2 separate regions of the Mus musculus genome follow, and region 2 is linked to region 1. Evidence: chromatin loops called from intact Hi-C (ENCODE). Cell type or tissue: heart. All regions are shown on one strand.

What was found. Hi-C counts contacts between places; a loop is a spot of excess contacts. Peaks named below come from ENCODE experiments on the same cell type or tissue, not always from the same donor. Only the 100,000 strongest peaks of a DNase experiment are listed, where the experiment ranks them.
Region 2: it touches region 1 in a loop (2.4-fold over the local background); 2 of 42 quality-filtered maps call a loop at or near these places.

The regions. Positions count from the first base shown.
Region 1 is chr2:165,272,085-165,280,084 of GRCm38, forward strand. Slc35c2 (solute carrier family 35, member C2) reads right to left here. Exons shown (of 10, transcript NM_144893.2): 8 at 6,157-6,332; 9 at 5,368-5,497; 10 at 4,438-5,189. The coding sequence ends at 5,062. Among named protein-coding and RNA genes, the nearest start is that of Slc35c2, 12 kb to the right of the region's middle. In heart, a CTCF peak has its summit at 4,049 (motif pointing left); a DNase peak (open chromatin) is centred at 4,019; H3K27me3 peaks cover 790 bases.
Region 2 is chr2:164,920,283-164,928,282 of GRCm38, forward strand. No RefSeq gene overlaps it. Among named protein-coding and RNA genes, the nearest start is that of Zfp335, 13 kb to the left of the region's middle. In heart, no CTCF peak of the experiment used is centred here; a DNase peak (open chromatin) is centred at 4,379; H3K27me3 peaks cover 607 bases.

The DNA of each region.
Region 1 (8,000 bases):
GCAAGCCAGTTACTCCCCACCCCCTTTCTGGTATGCACCAGAAAGGTATCCACCTAGCCACCGTGAGCTTGATCTGAAAGGCCAAACACCTTCCTGACACCACCCAACCTCTGTGCCTTCATGTCTGCTCTGCCCTTGTGTGCCATGTTTTTTCCTTGTGCCTCAGGAAGCTCCTATGTTGTCCTGAGGACTAAGTTCACAAGGCCAGGTCTTTCTCAAGTGGCTCTTCCTGACCCACATGGGCCCAGGCAACTGCTTGTGCCCTTTTGTGTCTCCTATCCTATCACTGTCTGCTTATCTCCTCACCAAGTACCTATCTATCCATCTGCATCCATATATATATATATATATACACACACACACACACACACACACACACACACACACACACACATATATATCCATGCACTCATTATGCATTCACCTACCCACTGATCCATCCATCCATCTATCCACCCATCCATGTACTTAATGTATCATCTATCCATCCATTCTTGTGTGTATCCGGCTATTTATCCATCCATCATCTCTCCATCCATCCATCTATCCATCCATCCATCTATCCATCCATGTACTTATTAATTCTCTTATCTACCAACTTGCCTATGTATGTTTATATGTATGAATGTATCATCTATCCATCTATTCTTGTGTGTATCCAGCTATTTATCCATCCATCATCCATCATCTCTCCATCCATCCATCCATCCATCCATCCATCCATCCATCCATGTGCTTATTCATTTTCTCATCTACCCACTTGCCTATCTATATGTGGATCTATCTATCTATCTATCTATCTATCTATCTATCTATCTATCTATCTATCATCTATCCATCCATCCATGAATCTATTTATCCACCCACCCAATTATTCATTAACCCACTTACCCATTTCCTCATCTGTCCATTCATCTACTCAATCATTTACCCACCCACCCATCTATATCACTCATCCACCCACCCACACTCCCATCTCACCCCTCCCCATCTGTCTATGCAGCCAACCACCCAGCCATCTAGCCCTCATATTTCCCGAATGCCTTCAGTGTGTATCTCTGAGCCCACTGAAATTCTGGGCAGGTCTTTCCTTAGATTAGCAGTTCCTAACTTTTTAGGAGGTAAAAGCTGTTCCTCAGGAGAATACACATGTGCACATACATGCCAGACTGTGTGTGATCTTCTCGGCAGACCCTGCAGAGATCCCCGATGGCCTTGGGGCTTGGTTGTTGTCCTGAGGACGGGGACATCATGATACAGTGGGGGACTGTCTTGATTTGAAGACAATTGCCTACTGGGAGAGATGCCTCTTTCTGCTGCCATGCCCACTGCAGTGACAGAGTTTCAGCAGGAAAAGTTGGTGCCTCTCCTCCCTCCAGGTAACTGATGGGCCCTCAGCTCTAGCACTTGCACCCCAGGACTGCCTTGCTAGTTTGCAAGTGGCTCTTCTCTCTCTCCCAGGGCCACTTTCTAGTAGACTTCCATGTCTCTCCATGGGCTCCCCAGAGGGGCCACTGTGTTTAATGATTCCCATGATCCCCAAGGCTTTAACCAGGCAGGCGCCTGCTGACGCCCCAGAAGCATTTCCTGAATGCATTCTGATGGGTTTCCTGGTCCCCAGCAGGAGAGATCTTCTCAGACACTAAGAGAAAGGGATGGCCCTGCCACCAGATGCCAGGGCCTGGAGTTGCCAACGAAACTGTAAATAACCATGGGAACAGCAGGCAAGCTCATTGGTTGCTCTGATGCTGGGGGAAGGGGCCTGGCTGATGTCAGGGCTGTGTGGCTAGCGGGCAGGCAGAGGTTGGACTGGCAACTCATGGCTGGCAGTGGGGGATGGGAACCTGCCTGTTTTACTGAACAAATTATTTCAAAATTACAACTAGCACTATTCACACTTAAAACAAACAAACAAACAAACAAAAAATCCCATTTTTATAGCACTTAGGGAGGGGTATGTATGAGTAATGCCCCACACTATGGTAGTCAGAGGACAATCTGTGGAGATGCTGTCTCCTTCCTCCATGTGGGGCCCAGGGATCAAACTCAAGTTTCTGGCTTAGTGGCAAGCACTTTTTTTTTTTTTGCCTACAGTGCCATCACTCCACTCCTGGAAATTCCTCCATGAAAGGAACACCCGTTAAGAGGCTCTTGGCTGTAACCCCTAAATGTGGGGACTCCTCTTCCTTGTCACCTGGGTAGGTTGTGGCTTCCTCAATCTGGATACCGACTGCTAATAACTGTGTGTCCAGCACTGTGAGTGGATTTCCATACATCTCTCTGTCTCCACAGTTGCTCAGGAGATAGCGCTATCCCATTTATGGGTAAAGAAACAGACTTGGGTATGTGTGGGGTGGGTGTGTGTGTGTAATCAGCAACATGCCCACTGGGGCAGAGAAAAATGGAGGACGTCTAGATCCTCGGCCTCTGTGAGGTTCGTTTCCTCAGCCAAGTTGAAATAGGTCCACAAATTCTAGCTGGACCGGGCCACCTGGCATTAAATAACTTATATGGAGGGTCAGAGAGTGGCCCCTGTCCTCCCCACCCCTGCTCGCTTTCCCTGGGCTAGGACAAAGGACTCTGCCTTCAAGTGCAGCTGTCTGCCACGTGGCCAACACTCCCTGGATGGCTTCCCCTGGAAGGATGATCCAGGATCCTCCATCCTCAGGGCTTTTGCAATAGGATGCTGGCAGGTACCATGGGGCAAATTCTCCTGGCTCCAGGCAACTCCTCTCAGGCCACCGGGATCTTTACAGCACAGGAAAAAACAGATGGAGATGATCCCCTGAGCCCCAAGGGTAGAGAGGGTACCAGAATTAAAGATGCAGGTATACCAGGCTCTCAGCAAACCCCTGGCTTGTTCTTGTCAGCACACCAACCACAAACGTCCTAGTATATTGGGGTCATTAACCTTCCTCCCACTGTGGGCTCCTGGGAGAGGTGGTGGGCACATAAGCACTTAAAACCCAGACCTAGGTCAACCCCCCCCCTCCGCCCCCCTTCCGCTGCTGCAGCAGCCCTGGAGCTGGGGACAACTGTACAGCCTCAGAGAGACCAGTCACATCCTCAGCTTCCTTCAACCTGGGCAAACGCTGAGTTGCCATGGTGATGCTGCAGCCCCCAAGATGCAGTGGCTGCAGACAGCATGGGTGGTTGGAGGGCTCAGGGCTGAGGGTGGACAGTCTAGACCAGGAGGCCAGGCAACTGGGTGGGCCGGGTGGGGGAGGAGGAAAGGGAGGCCTCCTCTAGGCCTGGCTGGTAATTGCTGCTAAGTGAGGGGCTGTCATTGAACCCAACATGTGAGCGGTGAGGACCCACTCCGCACCCTGTAATTACTGCACCAGACAGCAGTGCCAGATTGTGTCCTGGAGAGGGGGGCGGGGCAGAGCAGACAGGAAGCTCTCATCCACCTGAGCCAGCGGGCTGTGTGCGGCTCTCTCCCTCATAGGCAGCCACCTCAGCCCCTCCTGGCCTGTCTCTTCCCACATCATTGAGTTGGAACAAGAGCATTCTATAATCCTGCCCTCTGAGCTCGCAGAACCCAAGACAGGCAGGGGCCGGATAAGGTAGCTCTCTGGAGTGTGGGGGTTGGCAGGGAATCAGGTCTCAAAGCTGATCATAGTTCCAGTCCCTTTGAGGTTGGCTGCTCCTGGGCCTCAGTCTCCCCGCCAGACTCTAAACTCACAGGGATCCCTCTACAGCAGGGGTGGGCAAGAACTCATTTTGGAAACCAGATTTTACTGGGATGTAGCCACACCCCCTTTGTGTCTGTGCCATGCAAGGCTTCTTTCCTGCTTCAAGTTGCAACAGACACCATATGGCCCTCAATGGAAATATTTACTATTTGTCCCCTCTACAAGTTTGGAGTCCGGCTCATGTTCTGGGCATAGCCAATGCAGCTCGAGTCGCTCCAATTCCACTCAGAGCCCCTCCTGGGTCTTTGCCCAAAGCCACACAGACATCACCGCACAGTCAGGCACCCTCTGCTGCCAGGGTTTGGGCAGGGGTGGCAGCAGGCAGGGCTGGAACCACAGTGTAGGCAAATGGCGCCACCTGCTGTGAGTGCCTGAAGCACGTCTCCGGTCAAGCCTCCTGGGCCAGCAGCACCTGGGCCAAGGCAGAGGAGAACCAGCCCCGAGGACGGTGTCAGGCCACAAGAGGGCTCAGCCCTGTGGCATGACCTTAGAGAAGGGCACAAGTTGGCCCAGAGCCGGTAAATTCTTCTTTTTCTAAGTCTTGGTCTCTTGGTTCTTGACAGTACTTTAAGAATATATAACACTGAATCTGTAACATTTTCCAGAAAGCCTGAGCTAGACATTATTCCCTTTTTAAAAAGGGATTACGCCTTTAAAAAGCAGACACACAACCTACAGCACAGAGAAACTAAGTTATCCGCTTAAGGTCACACAGTACAAGGCAGAGCCGGAATGCAAATCTGGGCTGAGGCACTGGTAGTCTCCAGAGGCTGGTACTGAGCAAACACTCATTTATTTCCTGCGGTGGGTCCATGGTGTGGCCCCAAGGATGGGGCCTGGGGCACAAACAGGAGCATGGGCTACAGAAGGCGGAGCGGAGGACAAGGCCCCAGGCAGGGAACGGAGGAGAGGCCAGGCCCCAGGGCTCTCCCTGCTCTCATGCCTTAGGCAACACTGGGCTGTGGAGAGGAAATCATTATTTCAACTATAAATAAATCTACTCTCTGAGGAAGCTGCAGTCCAGGTGATGAGGCCTAGTCTCTCCATGACTCCTTTCCTGATACCCCACAGTCCGAATCTGAGAGACTACCTCATCTCTCACGTTCACCTTGGCTCTCAGAACCAGAACAATGGTGGAGACAGGCCACTGGCTCCCTTCACTGACAGCTCAGGTCCTATGTGAGCCTGGCATTCGCTTTTTGGGACCAAGCTCCACAGGGAAGAGCCGGAGGCTCAGAGTCCTTGCAGGAAGCTCTGAGGCCACCACTTGCAGCGGCTCTGAGAAACCGGCTGGGCTGCTGGACCTGGCCAAGATCTGCCAGCAGGGATGACCACAGAGTGGCCTGCTTTGCTGCTCCTGGGCTGGTCACTGTTGTCCCTGGGTCACAAAATATTCCTCTTCCCCGTCCTCTTCCTCCTGCTGGCTACTCCGGAGCAGCAGTTCCAGGTCAGCGCTGGAGCCCAGGCTCTTCAGGGGCTTGGGGCCACCATCACCTTGGGGTAGACACGTCACAGTTACTGACCTAGTAAACTTCTCTGGGGATGGCCCTTATATCCTCCCAGGGTGGTAGCACCACCTGGCACATGAGCTACAGCAACAGCTGGCAATTGGTGGCTAGATGGTGGGAGGGGCAGTCAGTAACACTAAGCCATGGGGAGGAGGCCACAGTACCTCTGGAATGTAGAGCCTTGAGGGCCACATGCAGGGAGATGCCAGAGAGGCAGAGGGCAAAGCCCAGCCAGTTCAGGAGGCTGATCTGGTCGCCCAGCAGGTGAGCTGCCAACAGCAGGGTGCAGACTTCCTGTGGGTAAAGGCAGACCATGGGTCAGAAGCTGACTCTGTGGCCAGGAAGGCGGGGCTCTGTGTACACTGAGGCCAAAGCCAGACCACTTGGTGTGACAGGCAGAGGTGGGGACCTCTGTACCCAGACCACCAGCCTGCAGACCTGTTGTTACTGAGATGCATGCCTCTCAGCAAAAACTGAATGCCAACCAACCCCCAGACTGCGGCACACGTGCCCCCAACAGTAAGGGAGTCGGCTGTTGCTAGGCACCCACAGATGGACAGCTCTCAGCATGGCGTTAAGACAGGTCTCTCCTCATCAGAGCTAGAAGATGCTTAACACCCAAATGTTTGCTTTGGGTGTCACTGCTCCGGCATGGGGTCTACCTGACCAGGCTCCTCCATAGACATGACCTGTGCACCCAGCCCTCAGTGCTGGGACTCTGCACAGATCAGCATTCAGTGCTCCAGGCTACTGCCATGTAACTCAAGCTGCCAGTCAGGCCCAAGGTAGGCCCACTGCAGGCCTGGCGGTGTGAGGCCTGGCCTGCGTCCTCAGAGCTACGTGCTGGTGAGAAGTGACACTGGCTCAGCTCCACAGGGGACAATGACATCACATCCTGCATCCCTCAGGGGGCTCCTTCCAGGGCAGGTCTGGGGTGGCTGCCCAGTGTGTACCTTAAAGATGCCAGCGATGGAGAGTGTGAGGCTTGACGTTCTGGAGACCAGGAGGAACTCGGAGAAGCCCAAACCGAAGGCCAGAATCCCACCGAGGAGGAGGCTCCCAAGCACCCACAGGAGCAGCCCTGTGTCCTGGAAGCGGAAGATCTTCTCAGAGGTGGACAAGTGGAGACCTGAAAGCAGCAAGGGGAGAGTGGGAGGCTGGGGCCTGCGCAGCCCTCCTGGCCCTACTCAACAGCTACCATGTTTCTTCAGCATGGTATCGCGGGGTGGGGAGTGCGGCTAGCTGATTATCTGAGGTAGGAGAAAGAAGGGGGGCTTTGAAATAGTCCCCCACAGATGGCCTGAGACTCAGGGACCAAGGTGGCTACTACAGAGCCCAGGGCAATGCGTGTCCATTATCAGAACAGGAGGAATTGTACCTGTGGACTCTGGTGGAGGCTGACTGTATACAGATACAAAATGTACAGATGTAGGGCCCTCACCTTTAGATGACATGCATGTTAGATGACGTGCATGTCAGTATACATGTACACGTGTATACACACACACACACACACACACACACACACACACAGAGCCTTATGCTCTACCACCCATCTATACAGCCCAGCCCACATCTGGGTCTTGCTACTATAAAGCTATGTATGGACTGTGGTGGAGATGGCCCCCTTTGGCTGTGGGTTTCCCTATTGACAGAATGACAGGACAGTGACTAGACTGTCACTTCTTCAGCAAGCAGTGACCTAATGAACTTATCTCAAAAACTACCCTCCACCTTAAGCCCCGAGCTGAGGGGTGGCAGTGCACAGCTGTAATCACAGCACCTGAGGCAGGGGGACAGAGGACTGGCTCAAGCATCAGCTACCCAGAAAGCTCAAGTCCAGCCTGGGCTACACAAGACCCAAATCATACATATGTAAACTACGATGAGACTACAGCCCCTTGTTCCAGAGCACGCTGCATATCACACCAATTTTTGCTTCGATTTTCAGGAGAGGGGCCCCTCCTTCTTAAAGGGCTCCTGGGCTCTTCCCACAGTAAGGCCTCAGGGTGTGTTAGGGGAGGGTGAGGTCACTATCCACTGGGCGCAGTGGACACAGGAGAGCACTGAAGGCAGAGGAGAACTTTGGGGGGCTCAGAGGGGGAGGGGTGCAAAATTCCACAGCAGCATGCCCTAGGCCAGCAGCCTGGCCGTGTGAGCCATCTTGTTTGGTGCCGGGCTCAGAGCGCTGCAAAGGCAAATTGAAGGGAATTCGGGGAAGAGCAACATAAGTAATGAAGGCGCTTGGGGGATTAATTTACCAGAGAAGATTAAAGGAGCTAAGTCCATGCTGCTCTGCTAAGTGGCGGCGACCAGGGGCTTGCGGATGAGGTTTGCAGAGCGGGAACAGTGAGAGGGCCTGGGAGGGGGCGAGTGTGGTGTTTGCTACAAGGGGCATAATGAAGGAATGGGGAGAGATTTTAAAAAGGAAAAGCATGAAGGCTCCACACACAAGTTTCCTGGACAACGGGGCTGCGGAATAATTTCCTCACGGAGGCTGGAGACGCTTCGCTGCTTGAAACTTAAATGGATGTGGGATGGAATTTTCTGTAATGACCCTGAGGACAGTTGGGACTCTGAGAAGGAGGGTAAACAAGTGACAAAGACTAATCCCAAAGCACTGGAGGAAGACAGGTGACAACATTCTGTCCACCTTGTACACCCCCTGGCTTTGCCTCTCCTCTGAAAGCTATGGGAGATAGAACAGTTGTCCATGTACCCAGGCTGCCCCCGAACCCCAGCTGTGGAAGGGACCACTCTGCCCATGCGGACTAACATCCATGGCCGAGCCTCTTGC
Region 2 (8,000 bases), 350 kb before region 1:
AATCATGTATATACTCCGGTGGGCTTTTGGGATACAACTGCCTTTGAGTTGCCCATAGCTACCCCAATAAACTCAGTGAACTTAGTTCACCAAGATAGACTTGAGCAGAACTATTCCTTTGGTCTGCTGTCCATATCGGGGTGAACAGATGTAGGTTCATGTCTCCCAGAAAAAGGCACGCAACATCTGGTCTAGTGGAAGTGGCTGTGACTCCAGGCCGGATCCTCCGCAGGGGACGCTTGTGCTGTTGCAACAGGTGTTTACTGAGTCCTCCCCAGGTACCAGGGGCTGCAGGTGCACCAGGGGCTGCAATCACAGGTCACTAGATACTTCTCACGTCGCTGTAACGCCGTAGGAAACTGGCCCAGGGCTTGCAAGGTGGCTGGAGTTGTGCACGTGGGAGTTCACCCGTGGAGTCCTGACCATCTCCTCACTCTCTTCGGTGCCGTACCATTGCCCTAGACACCACAGAGCTGAGGCGTACTGTAGCTAGTCACTCCTAGCTTCTCTGCAGGCCACTAGGGTTGCATTAAACCTGTTGTTAAAGACCTATTTATAGCCCCAAACTACACTCCTACAGGGGATAATGAGTCCCTAGGGTCGACTCCCCGTGGTGTGAAATGAAGGCTTCTTTTGGTTTCTCCTGAGTCTTTGAGCATTGGAGGGAGGTGGGCTTGTGGAGAAGGGGCCTCAGGATCAGAAATGGGGCTGAGGTTGAAGAGTTTTGTATTTGATGGCAATTCCTCAAGGCAGCAGGTGACACAGCGGCAAACATGTCTCCTGATAGCAAGAAGACAGGTGACAGAGGCAAGGCCTGTATTTGTCTCTTTATTTTGTCTCTTGCCTTGGGTGTCCTCAACATTTAGTGACGTTTGTAGTCTCAGGAGACACGAGACACCTGTTTATACGAATATAGCCTTGGCCCAGAACTGGAGTTTCTCTGTAGTTGACTGAATATAATAAATGGATTATATTATATGTTCCCTTGATGCCCTCTATGTGACTCTGTCATAGTTTGTGCCATACTGTGACACTGCCAGTGACCCTCCAGTGTCTCCAGCAGACTGAGCTAGACCTGGGCCTGCTTTATTTCTCTGTTCCCCAGAGTTTGTTGTTGAGACAGTGTCTCAGGAAGCCCAGGCTGGTGATCTTGAGTTCCTTACAAAGCTAAGGATGACCTTGAACTTAAAAAAAAATTATTTATTATTTTTAATATGTGAGTAATGGTTGTGAGCCTTCATGTGGTTTTTGAGAATTGTATTTAGGACCTCTGCTCGCTCTGGCCGGTCCTGCTTACTCCAGCCCAAAGATTTATTTTTTATTATACTTAAGTATGATGTAGCTGTCTTCAGATACACCAGAAGAGGGCGTCAGATATCATTATGGGTGGTTGTGAGCCATCATGTGGTTGCTGGGATTTGAACTCAGGACCTTCAGAAGAATAGTCAGTGCTCGTACCCATCTTGCCAGCCCGACCTTAAACTTGGTTGTGCCTTCCGAGTTCTGGGATTGTAAGCCTGTGGCACAACACTTGGTTTTATGTGGTGCTCTCAAAAGCCCAGGGCTCAGCCGGGCGTGGTGGCACACGCCTTTAATCCCAGCACCCGGGAGGCAGAGGCAGGCGGATTTCTGAGTTCGAGGCCAGCCTGGTCTACAAAGCGAGTTCCAAGACTGCCAGGGTTATACAGAGAAACCCTGTCTCGAAAAAAAAAAAAAGCCCAGGGTTCCATGCAGGCTAGGCAAGCACTCTGAGCTACATTCTCGGGCTGGAAACGAATTGCTGTATGAATCAGCTCTCAGTAGCATGACCTGGTAGAGAGTACTCCAAGAAAATCACACCAAACCAGGAGCTGCACTTAATACACAGCCTGACCCAGGGTAGCCCTCACTCATGTTGTCATGGAAACAGCAGCTGTAACCCCGAGGAGCTGAAGTCAGGAGTGCAGCAGCTAAGAGCTGAGTCCTGGGCTCTGTGGTTGAGCCAGGCTCCACACTGGGGTGGGGCGGCGGGGGGGGGGGGGTCTCCTGACGTCCCCTCTGCCCCCTTACTTCTAACCCTTAGGATGACATTAATGTATCAGATGGCATCTGCAAAAGTTAAGTGATGAACATATGGGGCTCCCATTTGCTCGGTAACTACACAGAGTAACATCTCACTGCTGAACAGGGAGCCTGGACCATGTCTGCTTTGCAGTAGCTCCAGACACTGGCAGAGTGGGGGGTCTAACCCATCTCCACTGAGTCACCAAACAAGGACTGAGTTAGTGACATGGTGACATTATTCTGCCCAGTGCTTCGGGACCATCTATTCTGCCCCAGATACCACAGAATATCAGCCCAGTCCTGCAGTGTTACACGGTTCAGGAGACCACCTTGGAAGTGAAGGTGGGAACTTCTGGACCTGTGGTGACACATGAAGTTGTGTGACAGATGCTGAACATACTGTGCCAGAGACAAATGAAGAGCTCTGAGAAGGGCATGCTCACTGAGGCTGTGCAAAGGTGATCTGCATTCGGGACCCTCTCTGTCCTCCAGCACCTGGGGCCTCGTACAAGCTGCCTCCAGAGGCTATCGGTGACTTAACACTATCAACCCGACAGGAGGCAAGCTGCCTGGTAAGGAGGTCTGGGCATGCCTGCAAGGGATTGTCCTGGTGAGGTGGACAGTACCATTGTCTGGACAAGGCCTTGAACTTCATACAGAGGAAGAAGGTGACTGAACAAAAGCATCCACTCCCTTCTTCTTCCTAACTGCATGCAATGTGACCAGTTGTTCCAGATTTTTGCTGCCTTGGCTCCCCACGTCCCAGGATTGACTATATCTCAGACTGAGCCATAATGAAAGTCAAGTTGCTTTTCTCGGAGTGTTTTATCACAGCAACACAAAAGTGGATAAAACAGGAGGATGGATGTCGAGGCCAGGCTGAGCGGCAGCATGGCACGGGGCCTTTGACAGCTGCTCTCTGGCCTGGAAGCAAGTGGCATTACCTTGGAGCCAGGGTGGATAGTCACAAAGACAAGATAGTGCAGGGAACTTCAGCAAGGCACCAAGGATGCACTGGGCCCCAACTCCAGCGTCTACCTTCAACACAAAGCTCCCTGCATTCTGGTCATGTGGCTCTGAGAGGGTCAACCTCTCAGGTCAGTGTCCTCATGTGTCACACGCAGGGCCATCACTCCTGCTCGGTTGTCATGGCATTACACGAGACAATGTGGGGAGACAGAACTGGGTCAAGTCCAGGCCAGGCTCCAGTGCTAATTAGCTCTGTGACCTAAGTCATGTCTCCTGTCTGAGCTTTCTTTTCCCCATTCAGATATTGGCCACTGCCTGTCTCATGAGCACTTGGGGACACAGTGGCTAAGGAGTGGCTGCTGGTACATTTATTTGCCTGGGCTCAAGGCAAGCCCTGTCACCTTGATTGGCTTAGTCTCTCTGTGCCTGTTTCCTCTCTGGTAAAGTAGGGGTTAACATAAGTCCCTCTGCTCCATTGAGCTGTGACATTAGATGCTACAATCAAGAGAAAGAAGGTTGGCTAGGTTCTGGAGAGATGGCTTAGTGGTCAAGAGCACTGGCTGCTGTTTTGGGTTTGATTCCTAGCACCCATCTGACCAGTTCACTACCATCTCTAACTCCAGTTCCAGGGGATCTGATGTCTTCTTCTGCCCTTGGTAGCCCCCAGGCAGCCACATGGGGCACAGGCATGCATACAAGTAAAGTATTCTGTTTTGTTTTGTTTTGTTTTGTTTTGTTTTGTTTTGTTTTGTTTTGTTTTTCTAGACAGGGTTTCTCTGTATAGCCCTGACTGTCCTGGAACTCACTTTGTAGACCAAGCTGGCCTCAAACTCAAAAATCTGCCTGCCTGTGCCTCCTGAGTGCTGGGATTAAAGGTGTGTGCCACCACACCCGGCTAAGTAGAGTATTCTTAAGTTAAATAAGTAAATTAAAAGAATGTAGCCTGTAGCCCTCCGCAGCAGCACTCATTAGCTCCAGGTCTGGCACCTCACAGGGACTAATCCTGGCTGCGTGCTGGGTACGCTTTCAGCAGTTTACACTTTACCTCTTATCCTCAAAGCAGGCCTCTGAACTGGGTGATAGACTGTTTCTATTTTGTTCCCGAAATTGAGTCACCCAGAGGTCCAGTGTCTTGCCAGAGGTCATAGAGTGATTAGTGGACAGTCTGAGTCTAGCAGAGTCCTCGCCATCCCTAACAAGGGATCCAGAAATGGGAGCCATTAGAATATCTGTGTTACGGTTTTGGATCCAGGAGGGAAGGCAATTATTCATGTCTCAGTGGAGTAGGGCTTAAATGAGCCCTAGAGGCAGATCTCATGGAGGGATGCCAGGTCTGTCTGCTCACTTCCCTAGCCTTACAGCAGGGGGAGCCCGCTGACTCTGCCTGGAGACCTGGTGTAGGTCCAGCCTATGGGTCCTGTGAGCACTGGAAAGTGCCAGCTGAGAGTAGGTAGCCAGTGCAAAGTCAGGGTGATACAGGCTTGGGTCTGAGCGGCAAGGCACTCGCACAGGTTTCATGCATCCCGGGGCAAAAGATTGGGCCAGAAATTCATGGTCAGATATAGGAATAGAGCTGTTTATTTAAAAGGGGAAAGCTAGAGAAACAGCTGAGCAGTGGAGTGCATAGGGCTCATAGCGACCTTAGATTTCAGCCGTGGGCTCACAGCAGGCTCCAGAGGACCTAATGCCTCCCCTGGCTTCCACATGCACTCCACCCATGGGTATAAACTCAGATAAATACATTACACACATACTTTCTATTTTAAAAAGCTGCCAGCAAATAGAGTTTCAAAAAGAGGGCACTCCTGAGAAAGGGAGTGGACAAGCTAGTGAGCTGGAGAGGCAAGCATATGCTCAAATTTGCCGGGCTGCGAATCTATTCACTGTATGTAGCCCACGTTAGGGGAGGGCTTCCATTCTTCCTAGGCCAAATGGCTTCTTTAATGTGTTGATGAAATATATATATAATTTTTTCCAGGCATGGTTGTGCATGCCTTTAATCCTAGCACTTGGGAGGCAGAGGCAGGCAGATCTCTGTGAGTTCAAGGCCAGCCTGGTCTACAGAGTGAGTTCCAGGACAGCCAGGGCTACACAGAGAAACCCTGTCTCAAAAAGCACCCGCCTCCAATCACGTGTGTGTGTGTGTGTGTGTGTGTGTGTGTGTGTGTGTGTGTGTGTCACTGTGTGCTGTGGAGGTCAGATCTTTCTTTTTCTCTTCTGACCATGCTTGCTGACAAGGTCTTGACCAGCTGAGCCATCTCACCAGAAGTTTGTTCATCTTTTTTTGTTTTATTTTGTTTTTTTGAGACAGGGTTTCTCTGTGTAGCCCTGGCTGTCCTGGAACTCACTTTGTAGACCAGGCTGGCCTCGAACTCAGAAATCCGCCTGCCTCTGCCTCCCGAGTGCTGGGATTAAAGGCGTGCACCACCACACCCAGCTGTTAATCTTGATGTATTTTCTTCAGTCTCTACTCCCCTGCCACGTAGGGTGGTAAGTACCCTGCATTCCCCTACGGTCTGTCGGGTTGCCTTGCATACACCTTCTAGGCCCTCTGTGCGGTTATCGGACTCTTTTGGGTATAGACTGGGAATCGGAAACTCCAAAATTTCAATGAGACATTGCAAGGGAATGAACATCAAAAGATATGAACACAGCACTCAAAACGGTAATGTTAAAAAACTAATGCCATCTCAAGCTTGGTGCGAGAGCCTCCGTGTTACAGATGCTGAGGCGAAGCACCACGATCAAACCAGCTTGGGGAGGAAAGGGCTTATTTGACTTCCACATCACTCTTCATCATCAAAGGAAGTCAAGACAGGAACTCAACCAGGGCAGGAGCCTGGAGGCAGGAGCTGATGCACAGGTCATGGAGTGTTGCTTACTGGCTTCCTCAGTCTGCTTTCCTGTAGAATCCAGGACCACCAGCCCAGGGGTGCCTCCCCCATTCAGAATAGACTGGGTCCTTCCACATCAATCGCTAATTGAGAAAATGCCCTACAGGTTTACCTATAGCCAATCTTACGGAGGCAGTTTTTCTCAATTAAGGCTCCCTCCTCTCTAATGACTCTAGCTTGTGTCAAGTTGACATAAAACCAGCCCGCATGTGCACAGCATTGAGAGCGGAGGGGAGAAGGAAAGGCTGTAAAAAGAGCACTCCAATACCTCCAGTGTATGGACACTGTATGGCTTCATCTCTGTCTTCTGCCTCCTGCTCTACACAAGAGCAGCCAGTGGGGGAGAGTTATCCTCCACTCTCAAGAGGATGGACCCCGACAGTGTCCTGTGGAGTGCTAGAGGCATACCTGAGGCTGTTAGAGTTGGGCCTTCTGGAGTTCCTGGAACCGTGTGTGGGACATCTCAGAGTCTGTGACTCCAGCTGTGAACATGGCTCAGCCTTGAAGAGGGCAGAGATGGCAGAGAGCCAGGGGGGAGACCCCATCAAAGGTTGAGGTCCAAGGTTGAACCTGCCAGGATCTGAACTCCAATGCAGAGCAGTGCTGTTTGTATAAGGGCTAACAAGTCCTAAACAATGTGATAGCACAGAGGGCAATTAAAACACGCACATGTGAGCACCTCAGATGGGGAGAGGGCACGAAACAACAGAGAAGTGCACAGTCGCCTTTCGTTTGTGACTTCCAGATACAAAAGGACCACTGGGGCTTTCTGGCTTCTAGTCTAGAAAAGAAAACTCAAGATCTGGCTAAATTTAAGGGAAGTTGCATCAAAGGAACAGGACACCGGATTCCTTCTTCTGACTTCTGCACATGAACAGGGGCACACATGCACACATGTACACACACCTAAGACAAAACAAAAACGTAAGGCTCATATGCATCAAGCAGCAATCCCCTTCTTCCAGAACATTCTGTGCCAGTGGGGCAGGAACTATTGATGGGGATTGAATCCAGGCAGGGCCTTCGCAACACTACACAAGCACAATATTTGTTTTGGGGTTTTGGTTTTGGGGTTTTTTAACACAGGATTTCACTGTGTAGCCAAGGCTGGCCTCTAACTCTCTCTCTTTTTAAAAATTATGTATTTATTTTATGTATATGAGTACACTGTAACTGACTTCAGACACATCAGAAGAGGGCATCAAATTCATTACAGATGGTTGTAAGCCAGGTGTTAGGCTCTTAGTGGTTTGGGGGTTTTGTACTGTACATTTGAATGTTCTTCCCATCCATGGATGATTAAAGAGCAAAGGACTTTAAAATGATTTTTAACAGCCAAAACAACGTTTTGAGATAGGGCTATATTATGTAGCCCAGGCTGCTTGGGAATTCGAAGCAATCCTCTTTCCCCAGTTTGCTGAGGACTGGGAAGACTGGCGTGAGCCACCGAACCTGGTTACTCAATGCAGTCTTAAAAATGGAAAGCCGGTATTCTAGGTCAGTGCTCCTAGAACATTAGTGAGCCTCTGGGGGCCCCGGGCCCCCACCCACATCCCTAGCACAAAGCCCAGAGACCGAGAGGATGCAGTAAGTGGGGCTTAAAAGCAGTTCCTACCTCAAGATCATAAAAGAAAAACAATTCATACTTCTTCTCTCTAGAGGACTTTCCCTAAAATAAGGCTTCTCGTTGAGGTAACGGGAACAAGGAAGATGTAGCTTCATTTCTTCCAAGTGACTGACCAGCCGGCTGGCTTACCACCATAATCTGTAGTCCCCTTTGCGTCCAGCATTTACCAAACTCCCAGGTACAATCCGTCTGCTTCTGGACTCGGCATCCTGTCCTGGTGACTGCCCCGGAGGTTGTGTCTTTCAACCGTCTGTCCGTCTGTCTATCTGGGGCTTGAGGATGGCGCTTCTCTGTGCTGAGAAACTCTTGTGGGTTCTTAGCCATGAGTGGGGAAAGTAACAGCTCTGAATTCCTTTTTGAGGGCACACCTTTATTCTGCACTCAGAGATCTACTATACCCACTCGGGGGGAAAAAGTGTCAATAATATTACATGAGTGTTTGAAAGAGAATGGCCCTCATAGGCCTG